Linked DNA regions of Homo sapiens: region 1 is linked to region 2. The links are chromatin loops, found by intact Hi-C in ENCODE. Cell type or tissue: Calu3. All regions are shown on one strand. Links, peaks and the distances in the headings refer to the core of each region. The heading gives the core; the rest is flanking DNA. Region 1 has its middle 170 kb from the start of MCHR2-AS1. Region 2 has its middle 18 kb from the start of PRDM13.

Region 1 (5,371 bases), core at 203-5,202, 230 kb before region 2:
CAGTTTTGGAATAGGTGTGGTGTGGTGCTGAAAAAAATGTATATTCTGTTGATTTGGGGTGGAGAGTTCTGTAGATGTCTATTAGGTCTGCTTGGTGCAGAGCTGAGTTCAATTCCTGGGTATCCTTGTTAACTTTCTGTCTCGTTGATCTGTCTAATGTTGATAGTGGGGTGTTAAAGTCTCCCATTATTAATGTGTGGGAGTCTAAGTCTCTTTGTAGGTCACTCAGGACTTGCTTTATGAATCTTGGTGCTCCTGTATTGGGTGCATATATATTTAGGATAGTTAGCTCCTCTTGTTGAACTGATCCCTTTACCATTATGTAATGGCCTTCTTTGTCTCTTTTGATCTTTGTTGGTTTAAAGTCTGTTTTATCATAGACTAGGATGGCAACCCCTGCCTTTTTTTGTTTTCCATTTGCTTGGTAGATCTTCCTCCATCCTTTTATTTTGAGCCTATGTGTGTCTCTGCACGTGAGATGGGTTTCCTGAATACAGCACACTGATGGGTCTTGACTCTTTATCCAACTTGCCAGTCTGTGTCTTTTAATTGGAGAATTTAGTCCATTTACATTTAAAGTTAATATTGTTATGTGTGAATTTGATCCTGTCATTATGATGTTAGCTGGTGATTTTGCTCGTTAGTTGATGCAGTTTCTTCCTAGTCTCGATGGTCTTTACATTTTGGCATGATTTTGCAGTGGCTGGTACCGGTTGTTCCTTTCCATGTTTAGCGCTTCCTTCAGGAGCTCTTTTAGGGCAGGCCTGGTGGTGACAAAATCTCTCAGCATTTGCTTGTCTGTAAAGTATTTTATTTCTCCTTCACTTATGAAGCTTAGTTTGGCTGGATATGAAATTCTGGGTTGAAAATTCTTTTCTTTAAGAATGTTGAATATTGGCCCCCACTCTCTTCTGGCTTGTAGGGTTTCTGCCGAGAGATCCGCTGTTAGTCTGATGGGCTTCCCTTTGAGGGTAACCCGACCTTTCTCTCTGGCTGCCCTTAACATTTTTTCCTTCATTTCAACTTTGGTGAATCTGACAATTATGTGTCTTGGAGTTGCTCTTCTCGAGGAGTATCTTTGTGGCGTTCTCTGTATTTCCTGAATCTGAATGTTGGCCTCCCTCGCTAGATTGGGGAAGTTCTCCTGGATAATATCCTGCAGAGTGTTTTCCAACTTGGTTCCATTCTCCCCATCACTTTCAGGTACACCAATCAGACGTAGATTTGGTCTTTTCACATAGTCCCATATTTCTTGGAGGCTTTGCTCATTTCTTTTTATTCTTTTTTCTCTAAACTTCCCTTCTCGCTTTATTTCATTCATTTCATCTTCCATTGCTGATACCCTTTCTTCCAGTTGATCGCATCGGCTCCTGAGGCTTCTGCATTCTTCACGTAGTTCTCGAGCCTTGGTTTTCAGCTCCATCAGCTCCTTTAAGCACTTCCCTGTATTGGTTATTCTAGTTATACATTCTTCTAAATTTTTTTCAAAGTTTTCAACTTCTTTGCCTTTGGTTTGAATGTCCTCCCGTAGCTCAGAGTAATTCGATCGTCTGAAGCCTTCCTCTCTCAGCTCGTCAAAATCATTCTCCATCCAGCTTTGTTCCGTTGCTGGTGAGGAACTGCGTTCCTTTGGAGGAGGAGAGGCGCTCTGCGTTTTAGAGTTTCCAGTTTTTCTGTTCTGTTTTTTCCCCATCTTTGTGGTTTTATCTACTTTTGGTCTTTGATGATGGTGATGTACAGATGGGTTTTCGGTGTGGATGTCCTTTCTGTTTGTTAGTTTTCCTTCTAACAGACAGGACCCTCAGCTGCAGGTCTGTTGGAATACCCTGCAGTGTGAGGTGTCAGTGTGCCCCTGCTGCGGGGTGCCTCCCAGTTAGGCTGCTCGGGAGTCAGGGGTCAGGGACCCACTTGAGGAGGCAGTCTGCCTGTTCTCAGATCTCCAGCTGCGTGCTGGGAGAACCACTGCTCTCTTCAAAGCTGTCAGACAGGGACATTTAAGTCTGCAGAGGTTACTGCTGTCTTTTTGTTTGTCTGTGCCCTGCCCCCAGAGGTGGAGCCTACAGAGGCAGGCAGGCCTCCTTGAGCTGTGGTGGGCTCCACCCAGTTTGAGCTTCCAGGCTGCTTTGTTTATCTAAGCAAGCCTGGGCAATGGCGGGCGCCCCTCCCCCAGCCTCGCTATCGCCTTGCAGTTTGATCTCAGACTGCTGTGCTAGCAATCAGCGAGATTCCGTGGGCGTAGGACCCTCCGAGCCAGGTGTGGGATATAGTCTCGTGGTGCGCCGTTTTTTAAGCCGGTCTGAAAAGCGCAATATTCGGGTGGGAGTGACCCGATTTTCCAGGTGCGTCCATCACCCCCTTCTTTGACTCGGAAAGGGAACTCCCTGACCCCTTGTGCTTCCCAGGTGAGGCAATGCCTCGCCCTGCTTCGGCTCGCGCACGGTGCGCGCACCCACTGGCCTGCGCCCACTGTCTGGCACTCCCTAGTGAGATGAACCCGGTACCTCAGATGGAAATGCGGAAATCACCCGTCTTCTGCGTCGCTCACGCTGGGAGCTGTAGACCGGAGCTGTTCCTATTCGCTAAACCTTAATTTTTTAAAAATTTGCTTTGTTTTGCTTTTTGTTTGTTTTGCTTTGCTTTGCTTATATCAATTCAATCTGGTTATCTCAAGCTTATCTAACTTTTCTAACTGAAAACCATTTTAGAAAATTTGAAAAATTGGACAAGGGGCTAATTATACCATAAATAGTCTTTAGTATGATAGATGAACTCTCCTAGACTGGGATGAAAAACTGAAGAACCACTGAACACATATAATACAATCTGAAGGACACGATTGTTCTTTCAGCAAATTAGACTCACCCAGAGGAAGAACCTCCCACTGAAAGGGCAAATGATGCATCCCATTTTCCTCACAATAAGTCTCTTGATAAGAGGCTTTGCAAACTGGAATTCTCAGCACCTGCCCCTACCTCGGCGATAGTGAGTGCCCAAAGCCTTTTTATAGGAAACTTTTCACAGAGTAAGAAACACTGCTCCTAATAACTTACAGACAGAATAAGAAAGAAACACTGCCCCTAATAACTTACAGACCACCACCTCTTCCTCATTTCACATTTCTGTGACCTACTTGAGCTGTCCTAGTCTTCCCTGAGGACGGGACAAGAAATGCCATAACCATTATTTCAAGAATGTTGCCTAAAACAAATACCAACATGAACCCCTGTCCAGCTCTTATGTGCATAAACCATCAGCAGATGGAGCCCTTTGCTAATTCAGCAATAGTTCTGGGTCCTCCTGCTTTGTTGGCCTGTATAAGAGTTGCATTCCGTTTTTGTGGATCACACTGAATTGCTGTCATTGTTAGGATTAGTACATCCTGTGTTTTGCATGGAAGCATCCAGGAACTATGTTTCTACAACTAAATGGCAGGAAAATTAAAATGAGTTTTCTCGGAATTAGAGATAATATTTGATGTATTGCCTTTGCGTTGTCCTCAGGTGTGTGAATACAGAGCTTTGATTCATTCCGTCTATAAACAGTAAGATCTACATGTGTTGCAAGAAATATCGTATCTGTTTGTTCTCTACAAATCAGACTACCATTGATTTGGCCACCATCTCATCAGACTGGAGGGGAATTTAGTAATAAATAGGGATTTTTTTTTTTTTTTTTTTTTTTTGGCGATGGAGTCTCTCTCTGTCTCCCAGGTTGGAGTACAGTGGCGTAATCTCGGCTCACTGCAAGCTCTGCCTCCTGGGTTCATGCCATTCTCCTGCCTCAGCCTCCCCAGTAGCTGGGACTACAGGCGCTCGCCACCACGCCTGGCTAATTTCTTCTGTATTTTTAGTAGAGACGGGGTTCCACTGTGTTAGCCAGGATGGTCTCCATCTCCGGACCTCGTGATCCGCCCGCCTCAGCCTCCCAAAGTGCTGGTATTACAGGAGTGAGCCACCGCGCCCGGCCTAAGTAGGGATTCTTCAACCCCCCAATCCAGGGTCTTGTAAAGGTTCTGGGGTATATGCAGTTTTGAAGGAAGAGAAAACATGGAAGGGAGGATATGCATCTTGTCATTGGTTACCTGCTTGGCTGAGTTATCAAGATGTATGTCGTCCCTACTGCTTCCAAACCAAGTGTGAGATACAGGAATTGTTTATGAAGCTAAAACCTCCCAAAGCCCATTGAGTCTTACTTCCCTAGAAAGGGTAACATGCAGCCATCCTCTCCGGGATGTAGCCAAAAGCATGGCCGAATTCCGTTTCTCTGGAAAGCATAGCCCTCTCTCTCTTCTCTCTTTTCAGCCCTGCAGAATCTTACTGTTTAGTCAGGTAAAAATGCTTCTCCCTTCTTATTTTTCTTAGAATAATAGTCATCAACCTTAGCCATGCATCAGAGTCTGTCAGGTTCATGACTACACCAAAGGTCATGTTGAGGTCTGGAGGGAGTGGGGAAAGGAGCAGAAAGAACACCCAGGCGACCGTAGACAGGTGAATGGCTTTATTAGCAGCCGCTCTCATCAACAGCTTTCTCATACTGTCTGCCCTGTCTCGGCTGCTTAGTCCTGCGGCCCCCACACACAGCTGAGTGGCCGGCTCTCCCTTGCCTTCAGGGTCAGACGCTTAACTCTTTCTCTCTGGCCACAAGCGAGCCAAACTGTGTCCTGGCTCCCCTCTGTTCATTTGCAAAGATGGACAGCTCTGGCTCTCTCACTTTCTCTGGGCACCAGTGCCTGCACAGTGTCAACAGGGCAATTATACCTTTTACAGACAATAGTGGCTAAGGGCCAAGTGGTGAGGTTCCCATGTTATGGCTACATAGCTGTAATAACAAGTGGAGTTATATGCCTGCCCTCTAAACTTGCTGAGTCGCGCAGGATGTAAACATCCTACCTCGGCCTATCCTTAACCAAAGCACAATCATGTTCCTTACAGAGTCACCTGGAGCGCTGTAAAAAAAAGAAAAAAAAATTCATATTCCCAATTACCAAACATACCAACCCCACTGGTGTGCAGTGTGGCTGGGACAATTACTTTATAAGACTCCAAAGGCTTCTAATGTGTAGCCAAGATGAAAACTTATCCCTTCTCTTAGCTATTCCCATGAAGACCTCCCTCTCCCCTCAGTGGGCTTGGTATTTACAAATGACAGCCAGACAGGAAAATGTATTTTCTTCTTTCTACCCTGAGAATGTGCTACTGCCTACTTGAATGGACAGAAGGGAAAATACTAGGAGTAAAAAAAAATTATCATCTGTACATTACATAATATGATCAGATTAAATTTTCTTTTTAAAAAATTTTATAGGTTTTCCATCACAAAATAAATTCAAGCTAATAAAACTTTTAAACAAAGAAGTGGTATAAAAGTGGTG
Region 2 (5,371 bases), core at 13-5,012:
AGGGCCCCGCGGAACCCCCCTTCTGCGCTGGAACTTGGCCTCTTCTCTGCAGTGTCTCCCCCCCACGTCTCAGGCCGAGTTTATGCCTTCTTAGAGATCGACTTCTGTCGCTATGGCCCTTTCAAATCCTAGAAAGCAGCCTGCGGAGAGAGAACCGCGCGCTGAAGTGCAAGTGGCCACGCGCCTCCCGGCGGGCGCCAGCAGCTGCCTCAGGACGGCCGGCAGAGCTAGGCGGCTGCGTCCGTGGGCACCCCACCCCCGCCGGGCACCACCGCCCCGCGCTCGCGCCCTGCACCCTACCTGGTGCCTCACACCCCTCGGGGAGCGCTGCTAACTTGTCGGGGACAATGCGCAGTGAACCGGCCTTAGGGTTCCGAAGCTCGCACAGTGGGAGGAAGGCGACGAGGGGAAGGAAGGCAGATGCCCTCTGTGACTGTACCAAGCTGGTATTGGACTCCCTAGGCAAGAAGCCTTTTAAAATAATTTCATTAAATGCTTTTTTACTGATGATAATGACATCAATAATAATAAAAGAGATCCTGGCGCTCACATTCGTCTGTAAGAGTTTGGTAGCCCCTCTCTTGGTATGACCATCATTCATGCTTTCCATGAACACACAATGAGCACTCACTGTGCGGCAGCTCTGCTCGTGCTTGACTAGGATCATCCTAGCCCCTCCCAGGCCTCTCAAATATGAACTTCCCCCGTGTTTTCAGGAGCACTGCAAGGTAACTGTTACGTAGTTTTCAAAAAGTCTGGAGAGCCTGGTGACCATGACAAAGAAAGGCACAGTCATACATAGGAAAAGGATGTCTAATTTACTTGCATTGTTCCAGGCTCCATGCCAGAGTCAGGCCTAGGTTTTGATCCTCTGGAGAAAATGTACCAAAGTCGATGGTTTGAGGGACGTCAGTCACTGCCTTCTGGAAGACTAGGAAGACTGGAAAGATTATTTTTCTCATGCTTAACTGTTTACCTTTTTTTTTGTTAAGACAGGATCTCCCTGTGTTGCCCAGGCGGAACTCAAACTCCTCCGCTCAAGCGATTCTCCTGCCTCAGCCTCCCAACAGCTGCGAGTGCCATCGTGCCCTATTACTTTTGTTTAAAAAGGTTTGAATATTTAAAATCAGTTCCATTTAGTCAAAGAGTTACAATTATAGTTCAACTAAACCTGCAGTCAATGTAAGTATTCATACCCTAAGAAAAAGCACCACAAAATGATGTCTGTGATTGTTAACGGTTGATTGGTTTCCTGTGTCCATAGTGGACAATATTATGAAGCATAGACAGAGAAACATGTTTACTAAGAAGCTTTTTTTTCCTTCCAGGAAATTCTGTAGGTGAAAATGTTGAAATTGTCAGTTGAAATATCTGGTGAAGTCTAACATTAACATTAAATAAAAAGCAAGTGACAGGAGAGTACTGATGTATATTCCTCTTGGGAGATTAACTCTTTCTCTGCTAGTCCCCCCCTCACACCCCCACCCCTGAATTTGCCCACAGCCATAGCAGGGCCGTCAGTGTTTCGGGATGCCAGGCAGACGTAATTCGGCTTCAGAGCGCCTTGCTTAAGCAAAAGGCTGTGTGTACGTTCCCCAGGAGTCCGAGGACGGGCAGGCTGGCAAAGGCTGGCCCTGGTCACCGCTGGGAGAGGACGCCCCCGGGCTGGCTGCTGTTGCTGCTGGGGCTACTCCTCCCCGCCCCGGTCCTCCTCCAGCTTCTCAGCCGCAGCCGCGCTTCCTGCTCTGGGGCTCTCGCAGCTGTTTAGGTTTAAGGTACAGGAGGAATTTCAAGCTTTTTCTGATCCCATCCCACCCGCCCCCATCCCCCGTGAGACTGGCCTCTGGGCACCACGGTCTCTTCTGTCTCCATCCAGCTCAAATCGAAGCTTGGAGAGGAAGCCCCACAGCTGCGGTTCGACCCTGCCCCGGCAGACCGAGATGAAAGCAGCTTGCGGAGGCTGCTCCGGCACCCGGCGCGGGCACGCGAGGGAAGAAGCCCCGCGCAAAGCAGCGCAGCCTTGGCTTTTGAAGCTGCCCTCTATGCACTTCCTCCGGCTTCCAGCCGGAATCTACGACCCATCCGCAGAGCGGGCTGGGTAAGGTTGTGCGGCAGCAGCAACCCCGAGGGAAAGAATTTTGTTTCTTTTTGAGGCCCTGCTGCATTTCTGGTTCCCAGCCTGGAGCAGGGGGCGCCTCGCTCCCCGGAGTCCCACAGGCTTGGGCCGCAGCTGGGCCGACGCGGTCGACAGGTGTGTGAGGCCGAACCCCGGAGCACCGGGAGGCGGCTGGGAGCCAGGGCAGAACGCCTGGGGCGCATCCTCAGGGAGGAATCATCTGGCGTTCAAGCCGCTCTCGGGTCTTTTGCTGGATCTGCAGATCGGCTCACGCAGCAGGAGCCCAAGGAGCAGAACCTGGGCATGCCAGACTTTGCAGTCGCGCACGCCACCCAGCGCCCGCCTTGCGCTGGTCTCAGCTGGCGTTCCCTCTATTAGGCAGATCGCTTAGCGCTTGGGTCGGTTTTAGTTCTCCAGTGTCTCTCTCCAAAGGAAGCGCAGTGTAGTCGTTACTTCTCTACTCTCAGCTCCTAGAGCGATACCGGGCACACAGCAGCGCGCAATAAAGTATTGGCTCTTTCATTTAACATGTGTCTGTTGAGCGCTCACTATGTCCTAAACACCCAAGGCCTCCAGCCTCAGGAAGCTTAATTTCCAGTTGTTTGGATGAATGGGAAAACAATAAGGTATTGTTCTTGCGTTGCTATAAAGAAATACCTGAGGCCGGGTAATTTATAAAGGAAAGAGGTAGAGTTGACCCACGGTTCTTCAGTCTTTACAGGAATCATGGTGCTGGCATCTGCTCAGCTTCTAGGGAGTCCTCAGGAATCTTACAATCATGGTGGAAGGTGAAGGGGGAGCAGGCACGTCACATGGAGAGAGCAAAGGCAAGGTAAAGAAAGAGGGAGAGAGAATCGAAGATGTGATTGGAGGGATCTTCCACAGTGATCAGCTCTGTGTCCTGTGGACAAATTACCTGCTTTCTATGGAATTTAGTATATTTTCTCTTTACCTAGATAGGAAGATTTAGTTATAAATGTAACCTGCAATTCCAGTCTTTTAGAAGAGGACTTAAAGAGGACAAAGACTTAATAAGTGAGAGGAAAAAAAAGTGAGAGCGGAAAAAAAGAATAAAGTGAAAGGGGCACCCAGACCGTCCAACAATTAAAAACAAGCCCATAGCCAAGCACGGTAGCATGCACCTGTAATTCCACCTACGGGGGAGGATAGTTTGAATCCAGGAGTTTGAGGCCAGCCTGGGCAACATAGTAAAACCCCCATCTCAAAAGAGATGCTGGGGCTAACAACATGTCTCATTTTCCCTTTTCACAAAGAAGCATCATGAGTTTAAATCATATGAACTTTTCTCTGTTTTTAATTTAGTTCAAGGACTGCCAATCAAAGGAACTAGAATCATAAAACAGGTACATCCTGACAACTTCACCCTGAAGTGGGAACACCACTACCCCAATACTTCTAGCTTTCTCTTAAGCCACTTTAGCTTCTGGCTTTCAAAAAGACCTGTGAGGCCTGAGTTAAGAGAAAAAGGACAAAGTATTTCTTCCTGTGTTCTTTGAACAGAATGCCCCTGAGATTCTAACCTCTGGGAGGCATACTTTTTTCACTTCAGCTCCTGAAAATGACTTTGTAAAGGAAACTGATTAATTTGGGTGGAGGGGTGATGGAGTCAGATGAAAAAGTCAGGAAAATAAGTTCAGGGAAGTAAGACCAAATGAAAGATTCCTGAGTTATTAGCCAGACTTTTACTGGGATGTGGAATTTGGTTTACTGTCTGTAATTAAGAGGTTGAGCTGCTTTTTTTCAGAAGTGTGGTACCCTGTCTAGTGGGCCTCTTTGAACTTAGATTTTGGGTCTGTAAAGCTTTTCATTTGTTGTTGTTTTTTTTAAATCACATTTTCTGAAGAATTCCATACATAGTCCCAATATTAGGAAGTAGGCCTAGCAGTTATTATTATTCTAATTTTTTTAATGAGCGTCAGATAAGTTACTTATCCAAAGCCACATGGTTGGTGAATAGAGGAGCCCTTGTTAGCATCTGGGTCTGATACTTAGCTCAGCGTCCTGCCCACCATTCCGCAACAGGAAAAAAAATTTTAAAACTTAACCAATAAATATCTATTGACAACCTATTAGCAGCTCAGCACAGTAGGAAGGCCTGTGGAAGTGTGCTATTTGCTGGTCCTTAATATGTTCAATGTTGACACATACCTGCTTTGTTCCTTCTTGGCACTATCAGTATAATATAGAAGTCATACACACTCTAGGCACACAGTCTGGAATTACTTCCTGGCTGCAGCATTCTACAGCCACACTTCATTTTATTGTGTTTCACAGATATTGTGCTGTTTACAATGGAAAGTGTGTGGTGACTCTGCATTGAGTACATCTATTGGTGCCATTTATCTGTTATGGTGATCTGCGATCAGTAATCTGTGGTGTTATTGTTGTAATTCTTTTGGGGTTCCATGAACTATATTTATATAAGTCAGCAAACATAATTGATAAATGTGTGTGTTCTGACTGCTCTACCGACTGGCAGTCCCCATCACTTCCCCTCTCTTCAGGCCTCCCTATTCCCTGAGACACAGCAGTGTTGAAATTAGGTCAGCTACACCCTACAATGGCCTCTAAGTGTAGGGTGAAAAGTAAAAGTGTTCAAGTGAAAAGAAAAGTTGCAAGTCTCTCACTTTATATGAAAAGCTAGAAATGGTAAGCTTAGTGAGGAAGGCATGTGGAAAGACAAGACAGGCACAAAGCTTGGCCTCCTACACCAAACCATTAGCCAAGTTGTGAATGCAAAGGAAAAGTTCTTGAGGAAAACTAAAAGTGTTGTTCCTGTGACCATACAAGTGATAGGAAAGCAGAACAGCTTTATTACTGATGCAGAGAAAGTTTGAGTGGTCTGAATAGAAAATCATACTAGCCACAATATTCCCTTAAACCAAAGCTTATTCCAGAGCAAAGCGCTAACTCTCTTTAATTCTGTGAAGGGTGAGAGAGGTGAGAAAGCTGCAGAAGAAAAGTTTGAAGCTAGCAGAGGTTGGCTCATGAGATTTAAGGAAAGATGTGGTCTCCAAAACATAAAAGTGTGAGGTGAAGCAGCAAGTGCTGATGCAGAAGCTGCAGCAAGCTAACCAGAAGATCTAGCTAAGATTGCTGATGAAGGTAGCTATACTTAACAATGGATTTTCTATGTAGGTGAAACAGCCTTCTATTGGAAAAAGATGCCATCTAGGACGTTCATAGCTAGAGAGAAATCAATGCCTGGCTTCAAACTTTAAAGGAAAATCTTCT

What was found. A loop is a pair of places that touch in the nucleus more often than their neighbours do. Peaks named below come from ENCODE experiments on the same cell type or tissue, not always from the same donor. Only the 100,000 strongest peaks of a DNase experiment are listed, where the experiment ranks them.
Region 1: it touches region 2 in a loop (7-fold over the local background); 10 of 110 quality-filtered maps call a loop at or near these places.

What each region holds. Positions count from the first base shown.
Region 1 is chr6:99,820,806-99,826,176 of GRCh38, reverse strand. No RefSeq gene overlaps it. Among named protein-coding and RNA genes, the nearest start is that of MCHR2-AS1, 170 kb to the left of the region's middle. RefSeq lists enhancers at 2,068-2,187, 1,772-2,342 and a silencer at 4,650-4,944. In Calu3, for the core only: CTCF peaks have their summits at 3,016 and 3,217 (motif pointing right); a DNase peak (open chromatin) is centred at 3,256.
Region 2 is chr6:99,585,813-99,591,183 of GRCh38, reverse strand. It overlaps the pseudogene TSTD3. Among named protein-coding and RNA genes, the nearest start is that of PRDM13, 18 kb to the left of the region's middle. RefSeq lists an enhancer at 1,868-2,037. In Calu3, for the core only: no CTCF peak of the experiment used is centred there; DNase peaks (open chromatin) are centred at 1,703 and 2,423.